2 separate regions of the Mus musculus genome follow, and region 1 is linked to region 2. Evidence: chromatin loops called from intact Hi-C (ENCODE). Cell type or tissue: left cerebral cortex. All regions are shown on one strand. Links, peaks and the distances in the headings refer to the core of each region. The heading gives the core; the rest is flanking DNA.

Region 1 (11,365 bases), core at 1,135-9,134, 880 kb after region 2:
TCCCCACATTTGGCCAGAGTCCCTCAGCCTGCAGAAACCACCCTCCTGCCCAGACACCAACAAGTTAACTTTGGGAGTAGGTAGGGCTCTAAATTTCCACTCATCCAAGCCAAAGAATATTCAACGAATGCTGAGTCCCCCTAGGTGTGTGTGTGTGTGTGTGTGTGTGTGTGTGTGTGTGTGTTTCCCCTGTGGCACTATAAGCCACTCTTGGTCTCAGACCAGACTGGAAGAGTGATGGAGGGGTCTCATAATAGAGAGAGCTGGCAAAAAAAAAAAAAAAAAACCATTAATGGGCACGAGTATAGTCAGAAATTCAAGATGCAGTTGAGGGACTTTCTGTGGGTCAGTCATTGGCACTGGGGACATGAAATATTTCTACCCTTCCTGGATCCTTGACAAAGTGCAGGGAGCAAGCCTAAAGTGAGAACTACCCGTGGCTGACTCTACAGGTGTGGCTTAAGTGCCAGTCCTAATTCGCCTCCAGGGTGAAGACTTCTGGCAGTTTGGAGTTCCAAGCCAGCATTTTCAACTCTGTGAGATCACCTCACTGCCTCTGTGCTCTCCTCTGCAGATGGTTCTAACCAGTGACAAGGGACAGGTGCAGACTCACCATCAGAAATCTCCATCTCATATGGGGAGGGCCTCCTCTTCACCCGGTTGTTGTTGGTGAACATGGGGAAGGCATCCGGTTCCCCAAAGAACCCACTATGGAAAGAGAAGGTAGATCACAATGAGGTTAAAGACAAAAAGACTCCTTAGATGGATTCTCCCTGTGTGTCTTCAGTCCCCTCCTGCTAAGGCACCCCCTGCTCCTGCACACTTAAAATGCAGATTGAATTGAGTATGCATGCATTCACAGAAGCGAAGAGGGTGAATATATGGAACAATACATAAATGGGAGGGGCAAGGCGGCGTATTCCTGTGCTGAAGTACACACACACACACACACACACACACACACACACACACACACACACACAAAATCTCCTTCAATCCTGGTAGACCTTTGCTCAGAGACAAGTACCTACACAGGACAACACGTGAGGGATGGAAGTGCTAGTAGAGAACTCCCACACCACAAAGGGTCTCACATTGTCCCCTCAGACCTCACCGACCATCACTCTCTGATCACAGATCGGCACCACCCCCCACCTCCCACTCACCAACCCTTGACAGCGCTCCCTACTGCTCTACCATCGTGTTGTCCTATAATTCTTTCCTACCGCCTGTCCTACACTCTGCTGGCCATTCAGCTTCCCTCACCACAGGGCCCAGCAAGGAGACCAACCACGCAGGTAAGGGACAGAAGGATTAGGAGCGGATGACAGTGTCGCTCACTGCATCCTAGCAGAGGCTGAGAAGAGCTGCCCTCAGCAACGGCCTTAGATCTTTCTCTCCAGCCTGTCCACCCACCGCGGCAGCTTCCTGAAGAGTTCACCCTTTGTGGCGAACCTCACCTCTGCTGCAGAGGGGCATTCAGACACTGGCCCAGAACTCATATTAAAGAATCCCGCCTACTCAACAGTAGTCAGCAACCTCTGCAGCTTTTTACACTCACCCACAGACCCGCACCCTCAACAGTGCAGGCGACCACCCCCGGTTTCTACACAACTGTCGTCCCCTGACCACCGGTCCTTCCTGACAGTCTGTCTCACAGGGGACCCCTTTCCCACTAGCGGGAGGGTTGCGGGAGAGACTCTGGTCTCTGGGCTCGTTCCTCTTGGAATCTTAAGCCACCACCCCCTCCTCTCGACCCTCGCCTGCACCCAGAACGCCGCAGGGGACCGGGATGCTCACCTGCCTAGTGAGGCGAGCGGCTGGCTAAGGCTATAGAGCAGCGCTCGGCCGGGGCCGGCAGGGGCTGCCAGCGCGGGCGGGCTCAGCTGCACCATGCGGCCGTCTCCAGGCAGCTCTGCAGGAGCCGAGGCGGGCGCGGGCGCCGGGGCGGGTCCGGGAGGTCTGCACAGCTCGGTGGTGGGCACCCGAAGGCGAGCTTCGGCTGCTACTGCGTCGCGGCCCTTTAAGTCCCTCGCGGCACCGCCCCCACTGGCAGGGCCGCCCCCCGCGCCGCTGCGCGCTCCTAGCTCGATGACGGGGGGCTCAGCCGGGGCTGCGCGGCTCGTCTCCTTGGCGACGCCGTTGAGCAGGACTAGGTGCGGGGGGGCCATGCGGGCCTCGGCCGCGTCCTGTCCCTCTAGTTGCGGGTCACTGCGTGCCGCCTCGCTCGGCGGCCGCTCCGTCATCCTGTAACAGGGTAAGGGGCAGAGAGGAGATCACGCACTGAAACCTGAAAAGCGGACAGGACAAACTCAGCACCACGTGGACGCACACCCCAACCCTGCTGGCGTGAAGGCCCGCAGGCCTGGAGCTGGAGCAATGTGGGGGTGTCTCTAGATTGGAAGAAAAGGGTGGGACAAGCCCGGAAGGCACAGTGTCCAAGGGTAGGAATTGTGCTGGAGAAAGATGGCAGAAACCTTGGGAGAAAAGGAATACAGGCAGAGAGACAAAAATCGACGGGAAAAAGGAGGAAGGAAATGCACAGAGAAGAGAAAGATCACCCAGTCCCTCCTTCTTAGGCCACAGGGGAAGGGGAGGGAACTAATCCCCCGAGCAAGCGTGTCCTTCCCGCCCCCCTTTTGGTTTTGGCGGGGAATCTGTCCAGTGCTATAGGAACCCTCTCCCGATCTACTGCTACACACATGCGCTGCAAATATACACCCAGAAAGACTATGGTGGTGAAGTAGGGTGTGGAAGCTGCAAGAACTCTGCTCTATTCAACCAAGGATGTCAGAAATATTCCCGGCCAAGAGGAAAGCAGCCTACACTAAGCAAACCCACCGTTGTATTCTGCAAGTAGCTACCCTATCATAAGAAAGGGAGTCAAGGACTGAAGCTAATCCTGGATTCTGGTCCTACTACCCTTCACACTCCACCCCATTCTGCTCAGCTGGACTCTTAAGACTTGGGAAAGTGCTCCAGAAGTCACTAGAATCTGGGCTCCCCTCCTGATGGAGAAAATATAAAGAAAGCTCTTCCTTGAATTATTCCAATGAAGTGTCCTCTTCCCCCCCACACACACACACCATACACCTTGGTATTCTCAATACACAGAACTCGGATCTCACTGGGTTTTTTTTTTATAGATTTAATATGCAAAAATTATATATATACATATATATGTATATGTATACACACACACACACACACACACACACACACACACTGTGGCTGCCTTCAGACACACTAGGAGAGGGCATCAGATCCCATTACAGATGGTTCTGAGCCACCATGTGGTTGTTGGGAATTGAACTCAGGACCTCTGGAAGAATAGTCAGTGCTCTTAACCAGTGAGCCATCTCTCCAGTCGTGGATCTCACTGTTTTACTGTCTCACATGGACCCTGGAGCCCAGAAAATTCCTAGGCTCCAACCATACTCCCCAGATGAGCATATCCACTCTATTTCCCATCAGTTTGAGAGTTCTTGCATCACCTGGCTTCGTTCAGATGGCATCTGACCCAGCAACAGGCCAGACACACAATCTATAAGACTCCAAAGTTGGATGATACTTGTGAGTTGTTTTAATTTTAAAAATAGAAATACAATGAACTCATCAGTTGTGGGGGCACATGCTTATAAATGCAGCCCTGAGAAGGGGGTTAAAGAATCCTGAGTTTGAAGTTAGCCTGGGCTACACATGATCCTATCTCATATATATACTCATATGTGTGTGTGTGTATTATGTGCATATACACACAGTATAGACACATATATAACCACCTTAATAGGCTTTATAAATCACATTGCTGCTCCCAAGATTAGATAATTGGGTTATTTTGTTGTATTGTAATTTTTATTACTTTACCATTTATTTATTTGTATATAAAGGTACATATGCCACAGTCATAAATGTTGAAGTTAGAGGACAATTTTCATGAAGTAGTGATTTCCTTTCACCTGGGCCTTGGGGATCAAACTAAAGCTGTCGGGATCAACAGCAACAATTTAACCCACTGAGTCAATTCACTAGCCCAAAATGGGGTGTTTTAAAACAGAAAATCAATACAAAAATGTGACACTAACCACCGACATGGAGCACACATAGAGGACCTTTTTGGCCACTACACTGCTCTGGACCAGAGTTATCTGGGAAACTGATTCCCTCCTCTTACGAAAAGGAAATTGGACCTTCTTCATCCTTCTCCAAAACTCAGGTGTACAGCCAGACACAAAATGGGAACCAAGGATTGCAATTCAGGCAACACTGGATGTTCGGGGATTAGCCCAGTCAGGAAACAACAAATCTCCCAACACTTGTTACACACAAGCTGCAAAGCCAATATGGGTCTGTAATGCTTCACTGAGATTGAATTCACAATTAGAGTGGAGACAAAAGGTCTATATACAGAGAATACCTCAACCACCGGAAATGAACCAGAAGTATAGTAGCCATCCTGACTTCCCTCCCTGCTAGTGAAGTGCATCAGAAATAAACCAGCTTCTGGTGAAATACACAAGCCAGAGACGCTGTCCTCCTACCTTGAGGCACACCATCTGTGTGCTTTCAATGACCAGTTGTTTTAGTCCCAGCTTCTAAATGACAAACATACACTACAGTAACTGAGCCAGAGCTCCCCTCTGACTCCCTGATCAATTCTGCTGCAATGACTGAATCAGGTTCCCAATGGCCAAAGGGGACACATATTCTAGATGAGTTGACCCTCCAGATGCTATAAATATCCAAGGCTTCCAGTAGAATTCTCCATGCTCAGCTCCTGGACCTCAGGTAAACCTCCTAAGACCAGGATCACACACAACCCCACCCCCACCCGCACAGCAGCCCAGGGGTTAACACTAACAGCTTTTATGCAATTGTTTTTATTAAGGGAGAATGGGAAAGGGAGGGGGCTCAGGCTAGACAGGAGCACTCGACCATCCCAGCTCTTTGTGCTTCCCGAGACCCAGGTTACAGCCTCAACCTCATCTTCACCTTCCAGTTGCCCCAGCCAGCAGGTGACAATACACCTGAAAAGGGGAACCAGAAAGCTCCTTTCTGGGAGGCACTGCATCTTCTCCAGCAACTCCTAATGCCCCAAATCATAGCTTGGAGATTTTTTTTAATCCACTTATTTTTAAAAGAAATAGTGTTGGCCTTAGACTTGGCTGGCCTCCCATCCCTCCACACTCATATGCGCAAGACACAGTGGAGAAACACAAAGCCTGCACCAAAACCTAATCCGCCAGTGAGCAATGCACTATCTCTGCCACCACTCGAGTGGAAATGCGTTCCAGCACAGCTTCTTAGGCCTTAGGCCTTAGTAGGGTGGCTTTGGCTGCTTTTATTCGTGCCTGGAGCTCCTGCGCCATCCGGATATAGCCACAATAAAGTTACCGGCCTTGTGAAATGTGCTCGGAACCGGGACCATGGGAGCGGCCTGGAGGACATAATCCAACCAGCTTGTTTTATCCAAGGCCGGAAAAAGGAAAGAGCCCTGCTGGAGGCCTGAGGCAGCTTAGTGGCAGTCAGATCCCGGGTTCTTAGTCTAGGTTGGTTCTCCCACCCCCACCCCCACCCCCACCAATCTTCTCAGTTCTAAGTCGTCTCCCCCCCCCCGCCCCCCAGTTCACAACCCAGAATACTGTTGTTTCCACAGACATTACCCCCCTTCCTCCACCCACCCCACCCCAGACTCCAGGCCGCAACTAACCTGGGGCATATTTAGAGAGACCTACTCGGCTGGTTAGGACCTCCACTCCTCCGCTGGAGAGGGGTCGAGGTAGGACCCCGAAGCTGGGTTTCCCGGCTCTCGCTGAGAGACCAGCAGTTACTTAGCTTGCCGTGAGGTCCTGCGCGGTCTGCCGCGCCCAAAGCGAGTTTCCAGGAAAGATGGGGGTGGAGAGAAAGAGGGAGGGCGAGAGAGAAAATGGGGGGTCAATGACTGGGAATTACCTCGTGTGCCCCGCCATCCCAAAGAATAGCAAATGGCTTTCCGCCTCCAACTTGCAGGTGTTTGGAGCCCACCCTCCCCCAAACACATCCCGAATTAAAAAAAGAAAAAGAAGAAGAACCTTACACCTGACCAATCAGGAATAACTACTTAGTCCAACAACAACAGCCTCTCCGGCAGGCTGCCCAGAACGTGTTCGAACCCTCTAACGGATCTGTCTAATTCAGTATGGCCGAATTTGTTTTCTAAGCATGGACGTCTCTATGCGGGTTGCCCCCACAACCTTAGCCCAGGCTTAGCCAGAGCAGGAAGATGTAATTCTCTATTTGACGAGGGTGGAGAGAACGGGATGGAAAAACAAAAACAAAAACAAAAACAACAACAACAACAACAACAAAAACCCAAGAGTTTTCAGGCCCTGGCTGCTGGGTCAGAACCTGGGAGCCCTGGTCCCATACTCCTCATGACCCCATCTTTCAAGTTCCTGCCCAGGACAAGGCAGAACCTGTTTCCAAAGATCCTATTTCCCTTGCAGGGATGAAAGGGAGAGAGAGAGAGCTCTATCTGTTTTAGCTGGGTCCCTTGTTTTCTTTCTAATGGATGCAGAGATATAAAGGAAGGTATTTCACCATTTCTTCCACCACCTTTGCAAAAGATTTTCGACTTTCGGGGTTTTGACTGGCAGTAGATGAGAGTTAACTCTTACACCTCTTATACTGTTTCGCAGCGATAAACAAAGCAAAAGGAAAGACGGGCCAAAGCAGACCGACGCCACTTCCAAGAGCGGTAGCTGGATTTCGTTTGCTTTTATTTTTCGCCTCCTTTTTTTTTTTTAATTGTTTTGCCTGAGATGTCCACCGCCCAATGGCACATCGAAGTCTTGGGTTAATTGCGAAGGCTTCCTTCTCTCCGCTGCGGCTTTGGCGGAAGCTCAGAACTGCCTCCTCCCTGGCTTTCAATTCAGTGCGGGAGGTTTTCTTTCTCCTTGCTAATCCAGAGAAGGAGGGAAGAGGAGGGGAGACGCGGGGAATACACTCGTTCCCGTTGTTACTTGAGGCTAATGTTTGTTTTATGGAGTGACTCTTTATTCTGACTACCTCTTCATTTTCTTTCCCTACCCCAAACCTGGCAAGTTAGGGGAAAAAAAAAAAAAGCAGCTAGGGAGGGGCCTAAGACAGGACAGGACTGCTTTGTTCTCCCTCCAAAGAAGCTAAAGGGTAGAACTGGTGAGCTTTTTGTTCGATTGTTTTAATTAAAAGCGGATATTAAGGGTGATGGTGATGATGACGAAGGTATTAACAATCGCAGTAAAAGGGGAAAACGCGATCCTTCTTGTCCAGCTAAGGTGGCCCTGAAGCGGTCCTTCCAACGTAAGTGGACTCCAAGGGCAGCTAACCTGCTAGGGGGTCTGACTGGACCGGGATGGGAAAGGGACTGAGAAAATGTCCCCCGGGACGATCCCGAGGACCCCCACCCCTGGCACCAGACCTGGAAAATGTGCCCATTGTCTTTCCCAGCCTCTCCCAACCACCGCGGACGCACCCGCGAAACTGACCAGAAATAGGCGAAACCCAGGGGCAGCGCGAATCCAGGCCTGGCGCTGCGGGCGGGAAGACGCTGGCCTCAGCGAGCGCGGCTCATCTTCCAGATTAGAAGATTCCCCCCGCACACACCAGGGGACCCCCGCAACACCAAGGCACAGACAGCCTCCGGACAGAGCTGCCGCCCACTGGGCTCTGTCCGCCCATCCGAGCCAACACTGGCTCCCGAATACATCATAATTTGGAATAAAATGTGAAATCCCACTCCCCGCCCCCATGCTGACGCCCCCACCAGCGCCTCGATCTCTCGCTCGCCCTCCCCCCACTCCCGCCCCCAGCGATTTGCAAACGCACCTCTAAAGGACACAGGCACACAGGCATAGGACTCTTGTTGGACAGGACCACACATGGTCCAGGCCCAGAGGAGGGAAGCAGATGAACACGAGCTAGCTCTGTCCCACAAGCCGGTGTAGGCAGACCGGCATACTGTCCAACATGACACAGCGACATCAGTCACACGCAAACGCTCACAGACACACAACCTCACAGGGTGAGGATCACACCCGCCCGACATAACGAAACCAGCCTAACACTTTGTCCAAGGCCACACACTGCGATACACCAGACCGACCTTGTGGAGAAAAGAAACAGGGCAATTTACATACAACGAATAAAACGCAGAGAGGTCGGAATCTCCACACCCAGACAGCGCAGGGTTTCACACTCCCGCACACGACCTATCGCCAAAAGCCCACGCGGGGAGTAGCCACCGCAGCCTGCCGCTCACGCAAGCACTCTCAACCCGGCCGCCCGCACACACCGCCCAGAAGCAATGGAAGCCGCCAGCGCCTTGCGCTTTTCTGTCTATTGCGCAAGGGGAAAAGGGGAAGGAAGGAAGAGAGTCTCCCCGGCGGGAGGGGCAGCGGAGGGGCGTCGTGGAAAGTGCCCCCCGGGAAGAGACGGGGGAGAGGGAGCCGAGGCTGGAGTGCGCATGGGGAAAGACGGAGGAAACGGACGGGCAATTCCACGGGAGGCGACTGTCTCCCGGCCCTGGGAAGAAGGCCGGGACGCTCACGTTTTGCGCCTTGGGGGTGTGCGTGGCCATGTTGGGCAGCCCCCGCCCGCGCCTCGCCGCGCGCTCTAATCCCGCTCCCGCCCGCGGCCTCGTTAGCGCCGGCCGTGTGCGCCGCCGAGATAAGGAGCCGCCTCGGGCCCGCCCGCCCCCGATAAGCGCCTCGGCCATTATGGGCCAAATGATTCATTTTAATTTGGCAATTTCTCCGGAGGGAGCGGGGACGGGTTGCGGCGCTGGGATGGCCCAGGAATGCGCAGAGGAGAGGGCTGAGCGCTCACGTTGGGACCCGGCGGGTTCCGCCCGTTCCCCACCCCTGGCCCCTCGGGATTCCCGCTCCCTACAAACAACCCGACTCGGATCTCCGCCTCCCAGATGCTCGTTCAGCGGCTTTGGCCGTTGTCTAGCCTCTTAAGACCACCGTGTCTCCCGACCCATTCCCAACCAACCCTCCCTTCTTCATTCTTTCTCCTGTCTTCTCCAAAGCCAGAGTGTCTGTTTCTCCTTTTTCCGTATCTCAACACCCAGTTCCTCGCTGACCCTCATCAGCACAGGCCCCTGACCGCTCTAAAACTGGAATTGCTCAAAGATAAAAGACTCTATAGGGGGACAGAACAGATATCAATAGAGAGATGAAAATGCCCCTTAAGCTTGGTTTCAGGATGAAAGCAGAACACCCCCCCACCCATCCCCAAGCCCCCATGTTCCTTAACACACTCTTTAATCTTAGTACATTGTTTCTTTGCACTATACAGTTTGATTTTCCTTAAATATCCCTAAGGACTGGAGTTTGAGGGCTTGCCAATCTTGTGCAAGGCCAAGGACTCAATTCTCAGCACTGCAAAAATAAAAATAAGCAGGTGTATAAATGAGAAAATTCTAAATTAGCTCTTTTCTTTCTCTTTTTGGTTTTTGTTGTTTTGTTTGAGATAGGGTTTGTCTGTGTAGCCTTGGCTGTCCTGGAACTCTTTCTGTAGACCAGGCTGTCTTCGAACTTAGGGATCCACCTGTCTCTGCCTCTGGAATGCTGGGATTAAAGGCATGCACCACCACACCCGGTTTCGTAATGCTTTTATTTTTTATTTTTTAAATACCATACAATTGGATATCATTAGGGCACCTTTGAATAATAGTGTGCTTTAGTGATACTTTTCCCCCTTCATCCAACTTCTCCCCATTGGTGCTTTTATTATTCCTAATTTATAGGTGAGAAAACAGTGGGGGGAGGGGGTGACAGGGCTGTGTCAATAACTCAATATTAAATTTCTAGTGAGGGACAGAAGCCTGATTTGAAAGAAGTTTGACATTGAAGCCCATAGGTACATTGTAGGAACCCAATGGGCTGAGGAGTATCTGGGTTTTTCTTTCTATGATGGTGGAAACTGGCTGTTGTAATCCAAAAGATAAGGGCAAAAATAGCAGAATTCTTGGCCAGTTTGGGCTATGTGAGTGAGACCATGGTGGACACATGGTGGTGTTTGGGAGGCAGAGGGAGGTGGACACCCACGAATTCAAAGACAGCCTGGTATAGAGAGCCAGGTCAGCCACCAGCCACGGGTTCATAGTGAAACCCTGCCTTGAAGCAGAAGAGAAGAAAAGAAGAAAAAGATAGTAAGAGCAGTTAAGGAAGACCAGAGTGACTACCTTCTGGTCAGAAAAGGACCAACTCACAGCTGTGGTTGCCTGCTCAGGATCAAGCCAGTCAAGATTCTAGCCAGAAGGTAGGTGTATGTGTGTGTGTGTGTGTGTGTGGGGGTGTTCATGAGCCTTCACCGCTAACTGAAGAGCTATTGACAGTTGAACACTTCTTGAGAAGGGGAATCATTTTTAAGGGTGTGGTCCCTGGTTTTGCCTGTATTAATGTCTATGTACTGTATCCAGAGACTAGAAGAAGGCAGACACATTAGCTCCTCTGAAACAGGAGTTTGTGAGCTACCATATAGACACTGGAAATCAAATCCAGGTCCTCCAGAAGAGCAACCAATGCTCTTAACCACTGAGCCATCTCTCTAGCCTCTCTGTAGATTTAAAAAAAAAAAAAAAAAGACATCAGGATAGGAGGAGATGAGGGGTAATAGGAGGTGAATATGATCAAAATTCATTTTATAAAATACTCAAAGAATAAACGCACATACCTTTAATCCCAGCTCTCATTGAGGCAGGCAGGCAGATCCTTTGAGTTAGAGGCCAGCCTAATCTACATATGGAGTTTCAGGACAGCCAAGACTACACAGAGAAACCCTTTCTCAAAAAGCCTAAATGAATAATAATAATATTTTAAATGCCAAAGTTTCATATACATGAGAAATAATATAAAAAGTGGGTGGTAGGGAGCTAATAAGATATCATAGGCATTTGTCTGGTTGCCATACAGAAATTAAGAATGTTAAAGGAAAGTAGGGGGCAAAGAGATGTAACTTGATCAAACTTATAGCTAGAGTAACGCCAGCACCTATCTGAACTCTCTTGTTCAATTTCCATTCCATAGACCCCACTAAGCATCCCAAACTGCATTGACCTTCCAGTAGCTCTGAACCCGGTCACAGACTGAGACTCAGTCAAGGGCTGATTCCAAAGAGTAGCACCTGTTTTGAGTTCTGCCCCTCCTAGATTTCAGGACCAATACTGGAGATGGAGTATTAGTTACACCTGTCTGTTCCTCTGTGACATTTGATGAAAGTCCAGCTGTGCTGCCTTCGCTTGGTTATATGGGCTAACTATATTGTATGTGAGCTAACTGGGTGTGCTTCCCAGGAAAGCCAGGCGTCCTGGACCAAGGGCTGACACAGAAAGGGGGAAAGT
Region 2 (11,365 bases), core at 1,382-9,381:
TTCTGATCGTACGGGAGATCAGGTTGGGAGGCAGGGATGGGCAGGAGTTTCAGGGAGATTTGGAGAGCTCTGGAGGTGGGTGAGGTAGAGCAGGGAGCAGTTTAACCACGAAGGAAGACCACTGGCAACTGTGGGTGTGTGTGTGTGTGTGTGTGTGTGTGTGTGTGTGTGTGTGTGTGTGTTGAGGGGGTTATTTGGGATGGAAAAGCCTGGAGGACACAGGAGAATCTTTAGCACCAGGGGCAGTGGCTTGTCGAAGGGAGGGGACAGAGCAGGTAGCTGCCCCGCGCTGGGATTGGGAAGTGGGGGTGAAGGGGTAGGGAGGCCTGTTTAAGCGGCGGCCGCGCTAATAACCTGTCCAGGAGATGGCTCGTGGCAAATTGCTTTGTTAGTCTTGTCAGCGCGGCCAGGGCCGCCGTCAGCGCGCGCCATGGATCAAGATGATGAATCGCCGTGGATGGCGCAGATGCGGGCGGCCCGCGGCCGGGCCCGGGGGTTGGGGTGGGCTGTGGAGGGGGGCCGCAGGGGGCCCGGCCACCGCCATTAACTCCCGAATTAGCTCTAAGCCGCCCACCACCTAGCCACTGCCCTGGGGAGCGCGGGGCCGTAGGGGCGGGAGCGAGCCCGAGATACAGAGAGGCTGCTCGCGCTCGCTTGCACACCCTGAACCTGGACCCCAGCCTCCAGAATTCTGACTCCTCTGGATGCTCCTGGATTCCTTTGAATGCACCCCCCCCCCAGTGGGATAGAACCTCCAGTCAGCCGTGCGAGTCTGCCTCCGTTGTAGCCCTGTGTTAGGCTTTTTAGGGTAACCTTTGCTAACTAGCTACATCCCACGAACTACTCCCAACTACTCCAAACCCCCGATGTAGTGAGCAGATGGGATGGGAGGAGGTCTGAGCTGCAGTTCTCTTTCAGTGTGTGTGTGTGTGTGTGTGTGTGTGTGTGTGTGTGTGTGTGTTCGGATGGCCTGTGGGGGGAGCGGGTTTTTGAGGTTGTCGTTGCTACTCTACATCCAGGAGCCCAGAGATCGCAGATAAGAGTTTAGGGGGACTTGGGCCCCTCAATTTACTTCAACAAAGACACCTAGTATCCCTGGAGTCCTTGGAAACCTGTAGGGACTCACTTCTCCCAGTTCCTGAATGGTCTCATTCCTTGACCACCCCTTCTTGGTTTAATTTAGAAACATCCCCCATACATACATGTATACTTAAGCAGAACCTACATGTTCACATATGTATATATCGAAACACACTTTGTGTATAAATGGGTATATATTCATAATATACAACAGGTTAAAGAATTGAGCAAACACATAAGCAATGCAACACCTACTGTCTCCTCCCCACCCGACCCCTGAAGCCAGGTCACTTTGTTGGGGGTGGGTCCTAGTTTTTCCCGGCATTCCTTTCTCTTAAGCTCTTTGAAGGTGTCTCAGCCACAGCCTGGGGCAGGTGGGTGGGTGGGTGAGGAGGCTAAGAGGAGCAGACTTGGGAGGAAGGTCCTGAGCCATTTTTATTCCTCAGTTTCTGTCTAGACAGTGACATTTTTGAAGTGCCTTTGTTAACCCAGCAGGACCCCCCACATTGTGGCTTGCCAAGTTTCTCACTACTCCAGGTCTCCCTAAAAGGCGCAGCCCCCTTCCCCAGCCTTACTCTCTTTCCCTGAGTTTCTATCTGAGCAGTTGAGCTCATCTGGAATTTTGTATCTCCTCTTCCCAATCCACAATAAACTCAGGAGCCAGGACCTGGGCTACAATGTCTGTGGAAACCAGGGTGGAGGGTGGGAATGTGATGGAGTGACAGCAGCTCCCTCTGTCCTTGGTCTCCCCTTGTATGAAAGCCCTTTGAAGGTAAGTCTAGCCTGGCACTGTGGGCTTCTCCAGGTGTCTGGAATTTTGAGTTGCATGAGGCTTAGCTTGTTTAATGAGAATGATACTGGCTACTTAGCCACTGTAGTGGCTATTCCTGTTCCTGGTTGTCAACTTGACTCTATCTGGAATGAACTACAGCCCAGAATTGGAAGGTTCACCAGTGATCTTAATCTGGAGACTGGGAGATACAAGTTTCTGACCTGGATCTTGGCATGGAGATCTTGGGGCATAGTGGCTATGAATTCCAGAAGATTAAGACCGGGAGATCTCTAAATTCAAGGTCACCTGGGATTAAAGGCGTGGTGGCACACACATTTAATCTGGGTTACACCTTCTGCTGGAGGCCTGCATAAGGACACTGGAAGAAGGAAGATTGACTCTCTTTTCATCCACTGATTGCCTTGTGGGACTGAGCAACTGCTAGATCCTTGGACTTCCCTTCACAGCTGTTGCTGACCATTGTTGGGAGTTGGACTGCAGACTGTAAGTCACCAACAAATTCCTTTACTATATAGAGACTACCCATAAGTCCTGTGACTCTAGAGAACCCTGACTAACACAGACCTGGGATGACTGAACGGATGGAGGTCTTGGCAGCCTGGGGTAAGAAGAATAGGAAGGGGAATTGGAGTTTGTGGCAAACAGATCCTTCCAGAAGCAGGTGCCTGGTTGGGTCCTATGCTCATCACTTGCAGCCTGCAGCACGGAATCTGTGGTATCCTCAACCACTTTGTCCTCCTCAGCACAGAGCCATTACCCTTCAGCTTGCCCAGTGGTCCCCTGTTCTGTCCAAGGAGGGGAGCTAGGGCAGGGTGAGTATAGCTGGGTCACTGAATAAAGACAGAAGACACTTGCCTCACTAGAACAAGGTTTCTCATTGGATGGGGGAGGGGAAGTACTATTTCTGGCCTAATCAAGTAGTATGCACTTGTGCCCAGAGTTGTGTGACAGAATAAGTATATATGTGTGTGCAAAGCTCTATGGTTTTCTTCAGGATGATCTATGTGCGTGTGTGTGTGTGTGTGTGTGTGTGTGTGTGTGTGTGTGTGTGAAGGGCAGGTGGGTGGAGGTACAGTGGCAATCTTGATTACCTAAGCCAAAGAGGCAGGCCTTCACTCCCCTCCCTCTCCTTCTCTCCTCTCCCCTTCTGCACTAGTCCGAGATCCCTGAAGAGAAATTAAAAGGTTATTTAAAGCCCCCGCCTCCGCTTTTTTTGTCCCTTTAAATCGAGCCTAAACGGTTTTGCTTTGGCAGAAGAAATCTTTTCTGGAGCATTGAGGTGGGGGGTGGGGGATCCTGGTGGGAGAGAAGGGTCTAAGCAGCCTAATCCTCTTATGCCCCCCCTCCCTTTCTTTGGAGCCTCCTCCCCCTCCCCTCAGGCGCCCTGCCTCTAACTCTGGGTTGAAGATCGGTCCAACCTCTAAATCTGCTGGTGGCTCCCTCTGTTCCACCAAGGCCAACATTTCTGGCCCTCTCAACTCAGCCTGGGATTTAAAAATCTACTGTTAAGTATGGCAACCTCCGCCATGCCTTAACCCCCAAGAAAATAAACAGCCCACTTCCTCAGAGCTAGGCCAGAGAGTTTGCTTGTAGACCTGAGCAATGTCAGAACTAGGATCCAGCTGCCTGTCTGTCCAGACACCTGGATTACACTTGACCCGAAAAAATCACACAAGGCTTCTTTACCAACACACAAAGAAAATCCCACAGTTACACATGGACTGTGGTTACATGAGCACCAGTAACAAAGACACAACACATTCTAGTCCCAGCCACTGAGGCCAAAGACACCTTGCACAGAGTACTGACCACACAAGCATAGAACACACACCCTTCTCTCCAGGTACCACTGTCGTATAGACACAGCCTTCCAGGCTTCCACAGAGTCATGGCCACAGTAGCCAATCTTGCACTACAAGGTTCCCACATTAACGGGGACACCTGACCCCTTGGCACACACCTCAGACACACAAGGCCTTCTCTGGTTCCACAGCCTCCTGCATAACGACCTCTTCCTATGAATCAGTTGCACCTGGAAGGAGAAGGAGGCTGACAAGAACCTCAAACCCTATCCAGGGATTTTTCCGCTTTGTGAATCATTGCTCTCTCTCTCTCTCTCTCTCTCTCTCTCTCTCTCTCTCTCTCTCTCTCTTTCTCTTTCTCTCTCCCTCTCCCGCGGAGACAGAGACAGGTGCATGTGTGTTGTATGTGCACGAAGAAGTGAGTTCGGCAGACTCAGCCTCCCAACTCTCTCCAAGAGCATCCTGCTGTCGGAAGTTCCACCCTGTATGGGTTGAGCTTGGGTGGTGAGTACTGAGTGCAGGTTGTGTTCGTGCGGGTGTTGTGGTACCAGAAGTGTTTGTGTGTGTGTGTGTGTGTGTGTGTGTGTGCGCGCGCGCTTGCGCTTGCGGTTGCTTAAGCATGCAGTTGCCCAGTTCAACCTTGTTGTGACAGCTGGGGAGGGAGACAAAGCCCTCCTTAAGCCATCGCAGAGCACCCCAAGGTCAAGGGAGACCAGGTAGACCTAGGTGAAGGTTTCTCAGTACTCCTCAACTCCGTAGGGATTGACCTGCGGCTTTACCGCCCAAGATCCAGAGCCAGCAATGACGGAACGATATTCTCGGGGAAATGATGGACGCTGCCGGGGTCCCTAGTTCCTCTAAAGGTTTGACCCGGGCTGCCTAGGCCTTGAGCTGCGTAGATGTTCCAGAGGGGCTGGGCGGGGCCGGGGCGAGAGTGGCGTGTGATTGGCAGCCACAGGGGCCAGTAGGGAGCGCGCGGCCCCGCGCCTTGCGCCCGGGAAACGCGGTTTAAAACTCCAGCTCCAGCCCGGACGCGCGTAGATGGCAGCGGCAGCGGCGGCGCGGGCCAAGGAGACCAGGTGCGAGCGGGCGGGGCTGGCGGGGTGCAGCCAGGAGCGGCCTGGGACCCGGCGGGACTGGGAGGGCTCGGGCGGTCAGCTCCGGGGACCTTCTCCTCGTTTGCGGTCCTGTAGTCTGGGAGTCGGTGGGCGGATCGGAAAGTTTGAAGAGGGTGAGAGACTTGGAAGGCGACAGACACTTAAGCCTTAGGGGAGACGAGATCCGAGGCAGGAGGAGGGAGCTCCATGGGGAGAAAGAGGGAGCGGAGCGATCCCCAGGGTCGGACACGAAGCCAGGGCGACAGAAGGAAAGAACTAGAAATTCCGAGGCAGAAAGGAGGGCAAGTCGTGGGTAGAAAAGCGCTGAGGCGGAGACGGAAGCCTCGGCCGGCGAGACGCAGGCACCCGCAGAGAACGCTTCGGATCCGTCACGGTTTTGCCTCATTTGGAAGATATTACTTCGCCCCTGAAAAAAAATAAATACAAAAAAGGTTTGGATATTAAGCGGAGACAAATCCTTTTTCAGTTTGGAAGGGGGCGGCGGGTGGGGGGTGGGTAGTCAGGGTAATGCAGAGCAGATGCGCCCCGAGGCGTCACGCAGCCCGCGGCCCAGGCTGGAGAGGGGGCGCGGTCCTCCGCCCAGGTTCCTTGCCCGGGATCCCGCAGGGCCACCTACACCTCCCAGCGTCCCTATTCCCGAGTACCCCGCAATACTGGGATTTAGCTCAGAATTCATCCTTTCTGGCTACCTAGGGCTCCTTGTCTCCTGGGATTGCGACTTTACACGAATTATTTGGCCGGGGTGGTTTGGCGCTTAGCCTGCCTCTGCCCTCGTAGACACGACCTCAGGTTAGGATCTTTCAGGTGGGTTTTTGGTCCGCAACGGCCTTAGTTCTCTGGAATTCGTTTGGCCTCCCACGGCCTGTTTTGGCGTGGAGCTGGCGTGGAGCGGGCGAACTCCAGCAGGGAATTCAGGCTGGGGCGGCGTTTGGGAGGCAGGGATCAAAAAATGAAGGGCTCTGCCAGGGTCTCTCCTCTCTGGGCCTCTCATTCCGGTGGCCATAACCCATCTTGGACGGCGACAAGCTAGGGCCTCTAATGGACCTTTCTGGATCTTGGCTGAAGTTTCTTAAGTTCCCAGACCCTGATCAGGGGCCTCCAAGGCCCGGGCGGTGCCTTTAGAGCACTTAGGGGGAAAACATCTTCTTCCTCAAATTCCTATCAATCTGGGGACCAAATCCTGGTAGGGGGCTGAGGGCTCTCGGTGGTGCAGTTGTGTAGTGACTTGTCGGAGAAACCAAGGCTAGGCTCTGGGAGAATTGTATCTAGAGGCCGGGCCTTTCGCCTTTCCCTTTTTGGGAACATTCCAAAGCTGGGAATCCGCGGGGCCTCTAGTGTAGCCTCAGCGAGGGTTCTGCCTGGGGCGGTAGAAGGACTTTTTCGTTTTAGAAAAAAGCGGACGGACGGGAGGCCAGGGGTCTTCTGGACTAGTACTGGTTTTCTGTAGGCAACTTGGGTTTGGGGACGTCGCAGAGAGCTGAGGGCTTTACTTACTGGATAGGCCTTGGGGCAAACAGGCTGTTTTCGCACCACTGAGGTTGCAGGCGTAGTTGTGGAAATTGTAGAATCTCCCGGTCTGTCCTCGCGAAGGTGGGAGTGGGAGACGTGTCATTTTCTTCTTTTGTGCCGTGCCAGGGATCCTGTGCGTCGCAGGCGGGTTGGCTCTCTCTATAGGGCGCTGGCCAAGGAAATTCTGTGGCCTATCCGTTTTAAGTGGGTTGCAGTGAGCTCTGTTTTCAGTTTTCTTTCCTTTTCTTTTTCTTTTTATTTATTTTTTGAATCCGCGCTTCATTTTCTTGCATATCTAGGTTTTAGAAGGGGGAAGGCACTCTCCCCTAAAGATAAGTTTCTATTACCCTTCTTCCCTAACCAGCTGTGCTTATGTATGTGGGTGGGTGGTCAGGGGGGAAAAAGTAAAATTTGCTGCCTAGTGAGAGCAAATTATCCAGATAATTTGCTCCAATTTCTCTCCTCTACGTTGGAGTCTTTGGATAAGAAGCAAAGCACCGCAACTCAGGACGGGATGGTCACCTTACCTCATCCCGTCAGGCCTCAGGGGCACAGACTCCTGCAAGGACGCAGGAACTTGGTTGCACAGTCGAAAGTGGAACTGAAGGGCAAAGGTTCGAAGAATTGGAAACCCGTCCCAGGCGAAGGCCAAATGAAAGTGAGCTTTAGGATGGCTCTGTTGGCTCAGGGGTCAGTTTCCTGGGCTACGGGTGAGTGCTTGTGGGACCCCTTGATAATCCTCTCTGTTATTTTCAAGTTACTATGATTCCACATGGTAGCAAAATTCACTGCTTAAAATAGGTAACTGGAGTTAGGCTTGTGGTCTGAACACACAGAGACTGAGCTGGGAGGGGGGTTTCCACCGAACCTCTGGCTGGCATGCTAGATCTGAAATGAGTACTGGGCCCTGGCTTTGGCTGAGGATATTTTGGTGCCTGGGATGTTGGGGAGCGACAGATCCACAGATCCGGAAGGATTGCTGGGGCTCCTAGCAGACTTTGAAAGCAAGAGGAAAACTAGATCCAGTTGCTGCAGCAATCCCACTCCCCAAATAACGTAGTGCTCCCCCCCCCACTTCCCTGTATTAGAAAGGGGTTAGTCTACATTGACTGCCACACCGAGTGGAACTCCTGGCTTATAGTGACCTGGCACACTGAAGTCACACAGGCAGAAAGATCTAGACACAAATTCTCAGTATCCCCTGGTAGACACAGTCACACACTCCCAGGTTAAGCCTTCACCGACACTCGCAGATAACCCGTGGGGCGACTGGGCACAGAGAGACAGCCCGGACTTGGGACCTCACCTTGACAGCCCAAGGGCATCGGAGCCTAACTTTTTGTCCGCCCTCCATTTCTGTCTTTCTCCGGAGCCTGGCAGAGGCACCCTACCCTTCTACCCAGCCATAGTCCTGGAGGAGGCACTCTCCGCCTTGCCCGAGTTCCCATTCCACACCCCCTCCTCCCTGGCTCAGTCCCTTCCCCACGTCCCGCTCGGCCGCCCCGCGGTGCCCATGTAAATGACAGCAATAAATATCTAATCAAGGCCGCGGGCGACGCCACGGCCATTAGGAGCGGGCAGGCTGGCGAAGTGGGAGGGGTGATGAGGAGCTTTGGGTTGTGTTGTGTTCTGGCCTCCAAATTCCTCCTGCTTTGAGTACCCCTCATCCCTGACCTTGAGCGAGTCTCCGTTTCACCTCCTGTCAAAGGGTACTTACTGTGCTGGGTTCTCCTCCCGCTGCCCTCCCCCCCTCGGTTTGATTATCCGTCTGGTTTTCCAACACTTCATTTGGTTGAGCTGGGGTCCTCCTGCCTGGTTGTCAATATGAGTCGGCAGAACCCTCATTCCAGCTTTAGCCCAGTTTCTGTAAGCAAAAGGAAGAGCGGCCCTAGCTGCCCGGTCAGCACACTTGGCTTTTTCCTGTCGCGGTCACTCCCGCCTCTGTTTAACGGCTCTAAGCGCGCCGCAACCATATGCCCTTAGGTCACCGGAGCTCACTCGATCTCCAACCCCCATCTAAGCGCCATCGCCCCAGCTGTCAGGGTTTGGCTGCCGACTGGTCCATCCCAACAGGAATCTGCGTGCAGTGCGGGAATCGCGTGCTGGGTACTAGCACCACAGACCCTTGCCGCGAATCCCCACCAGATGTCTTGAGTTACCTTCTCCAAGAGGGTATTCTACAGTCAGGAGAACCTTCTCCACAGAGAGACTCTACAGTGACTGCTCTGGGTCTTGGGTCTGCATGATGCCAGAGCGGCCCGGCCCACGCCTGCGGTACTCCCCGGTCTGGGCAAACCCGTCGAGCCCAGCAGTCTTTTCTGCCCAGGAACAGCGGGATATCTGACCCGGTCCTCGGTTCCAACACAGTCGTGCCATGCCCCTGGTCTCCCGCTCTCTTTGCCTCTTTGAGAGAGGACACAGGAAGCACAGAGTCAAGCAGTTATCTCTAGACCTGGAGTTACTCGCAGAGACTGAGGTCAAGTCTGCCAACCCGCCCTCAAGAGCGGAAGCTTGACCATAATTGAGAACACCAAAACGTCAGTAAATCTCTCTCTCTCTCTCTCTCTCTCTCTCTCTCTCTCTCTCTCTCTCTCTCTCTCTCTCTCTCTCTCTCATTTTCCCTCCCACAGTCGCATTTCGCTGTTTCTTTTCTTTTTTAAATTTCAGCCGTCCGACTTCTTAGCACCCTAAACATTAAGGACCTCAGAAAATCGAGGACTGTAGGCAAAAGGGCCTCTCACAGTCTCGGCCCATTAGCCTGTGGGGGGCTAATTACCCCAATTAGCGGCTGATTTATAATTAATGGCTCGGACCGAGGAATAATTGGATGTTAATGGATAACAGTGTGTGTAGGGAACTTTAAGAGACTGAGCTTCTCTGGGGGCAGCAGGCTAGGTCATCCTGAGACACATCCCCATCCTTCTCCTGCCTCCACCCCCTGAGCGGAGAGGGCTGGTCAGGGTTTCCTTTGAGCAATTTTCTGGTGCAGCGTGCCTGAACCTCTCCTGCCCTGACCCTGCTAAAGCCATACCTCAATCCCACATGTGTGCTTTTTTGGCTCCAACTCCAGGATCACTTTGGAGGCTGCTCCACAGTGAGGATGGCTGGGATCCCGCTACCTCAACAGCAACGGCCAGAAGGTGGCTTGATGTTTATCTGGTGGGGACTGTGGATTTTCCCTGCTGGGGTGGGACAAGGAGGAGCCAGGCCACCAGTTCACTGCTCTGAGCTCCAAGTTCTTCTCCTGCCTGTCTCAGCTGTTTCCTCTCACACGAGCATCCACGCAGCTATAACGCCTATATAACCTGAACCTTCACACTGCAACTCACCACACGGAAATGCACTGTAGGCCAAACAGTGGCTCCACGTTTATTTGTGGAATCGATGCCAGATACTCCCTGTGTTGCATTCTGGGAACCAAGTACCAGCTGGGGAATTCAGACCTTGAGATAGAGGGAACTCATATTGGCCAGACTTAGAACTCTGATGAATATTGAGTTCACATTGTGGAGTCAAATTTCTTGGATTCCACATTGCTTAAGCTGCTTAGCTATGTGGCTTTGGGCAGGCAGGTGATCTCACCTCTCTGTATCTTGGCTTTTTTTTTTTTTTAATCAGTAAGTGGGAATTACAATGTTGTAGTGAGGATTCAAAAACATGTATGTAAACTTCTGAGCTACTGAGCTCCTCCAGGGGTTGACAGGCCAGGTTGCCTTAAGCCCTATCTCCCACCCCCGAACCCCCAACTCTCTCTACTTGTAGAGAGTATTATATAACTTGTATCAACAGGTATCTACAAGCATGGTTGGTAAAACTTGTGATTATTTGGTAGACACAGGCAAATGGGAAACTATATAATTTGTTGAAGTAAAGTTGTGACAGAAATGTAAAGAGGTCACCCGACTCTACCTAGAGCATTGGAGAGGCGTCCTGGAGAAGGAAGGTTACTAAACCTAATATGAAGAAGGACCATGAGTTCTCAAGTGATGCTGATGAGGAGACAATATTCCCAGAGGAGCAGGAGGCAATGGCATAGTGGCTTTGGGGAACAATCCCTCCTTGGCTGGCGGTAGGGTAATGGTGCAGTGGGCTAGTGAGGAGCAGCGGAGAATTTGAATATGCTTTTCAAGAAAAATCTGGCCTTGACTGGTTCCAGAGATGACTGAGAGATGGACAATAGAAATAAGATGAAATGTTTACTAAAGGGTTAGTGGTGCAAAGGCGATGACACGGGGAGTGAGGGTCTGAGGGAAGTGACTGTGCCCCAGACCTCCAAGCTCTTACACAAAAGAAGCAAATGACACCACACTTCTGGCCATTACCTCTTACCTCTCTCTTTAGGTTGTCTCCTTGGCTACTCCCTGTGGTCTTAGCCACACTGATTCATGAGTTGCCCCCATTTCCTAGTGGGAAACGTAGTGGGGAAGAATCATGTGCCTGGTAAGGAAAAGATGGGGCTGGTCCCAGGGCTTCCACCACCTTTGAGTACCTGATTTAGATTTTAAAAATTGGGGCGCTGGGAAGGTTCGCAATGACAGATCTGGGGATCACTGAGCTCCTACAAAGCAAAAAACATCTGAGGAGTAACTGGAATGTCTCAGTGCCAAACCTATACCCAGATGTTGTGCCTGAGGGTCTTTGGGCTGGGTAGGCAGGGGCTCCACATGCAGCTTATCATATGCTCATTGCTGGTTCCTCCAAACTGAGAACTAAGGACATATGTGCGAATGGGGCAGTTACTGGGGTCACACTCAGCTGTTTCAGTTTCTAAGCAGTCAGTGAGCTCTTTCTTAGCCTCAGTTCTTCATCTGCAAAGTAGCAGGAATAAAAAAATACCTTCCTAGCTGAACAGGGGAAAGAAATTAATGAGATTGCCAAAGCCAAGTGTCTGGCAGGTGCTGGGCACAAAACTGAAAATCTTAGGCCAAGCCACTCTGAGGTAGAAGATGGGTCAGGTATCTTGTGTACTAATTCCACAATGCACATAAACTTAGGCACTCACACAGGGCAGAATCTCTCTTCTTTTGCCTCCCTCACAAGATGTTTGGCCTGTCTAAGTTTAA

What was found. Peaks named below come from ENCODE experiments on the same cell type or tissue, not always from the same donor. Only the 100,000 strongest peaks of a DNase experiment are listed, where the experiment ranks them.
Region 1: a loop joins it to region 2, with 5 times the contacts of the local background. A loop is called at or near these places in 9 of 42 quality-filtered maps.

Annotation. Positions count from the first base shown.
Region 1 is chr4:115,054,012-115,065,376 of GRCm38, reverse strand. Tal1 (T cell acute lymphocytic leukemia 1) reads right to left here and starts at 7,566. Exons shown (of 5, transcript NM_001287388.1): 1 at 7,506-7,566; 2 at 5,711-5,858; 3 at 1,801-2,247; 4 at 614-708. The coding sequence starts at 2,246. Gm33786 (a long non-coding RNA gene) reads left to right here and starts at 6,067. Exons shown (of 2, transcript XR_376559.3): 1 at 6,067-7,320; 2 at 7,468-7,755. It overlaps Gm52674 (a long non-coding RNA gene), which reads left to right and starts at 9,796. Exons shown (of 3, transcript XR_003955097.1): 1 at 9,796-10,284. In left cerebral cortex, for the core only: no CTCF peak of the experiment used is centred there; DNase peaks (open chromatin) are centred at 6,986, 7,264, 8,090, 8,315 and 3 more places; H3K4me3 peaks cover 3,977 bases; H3K27ac peaks cover 2,261 bases.
Region 2 is chr4:115,933,274-115,944,638 of GRCm38, reverse strand. Dmbx1 (diencephalon/mesencephalon homeobox 1) reads left to right here and starts at 4,713. Exons shown (of 5, transcript NM_001025567.1): 1 at 4,713-4,754. In left cerebral cortex, for the core only: no CTCF peak of the experiment used is centred there; DNase peaks (open chromatin) are centred at 5,053, 5,538, 5,659, 6,332 and 1 more place.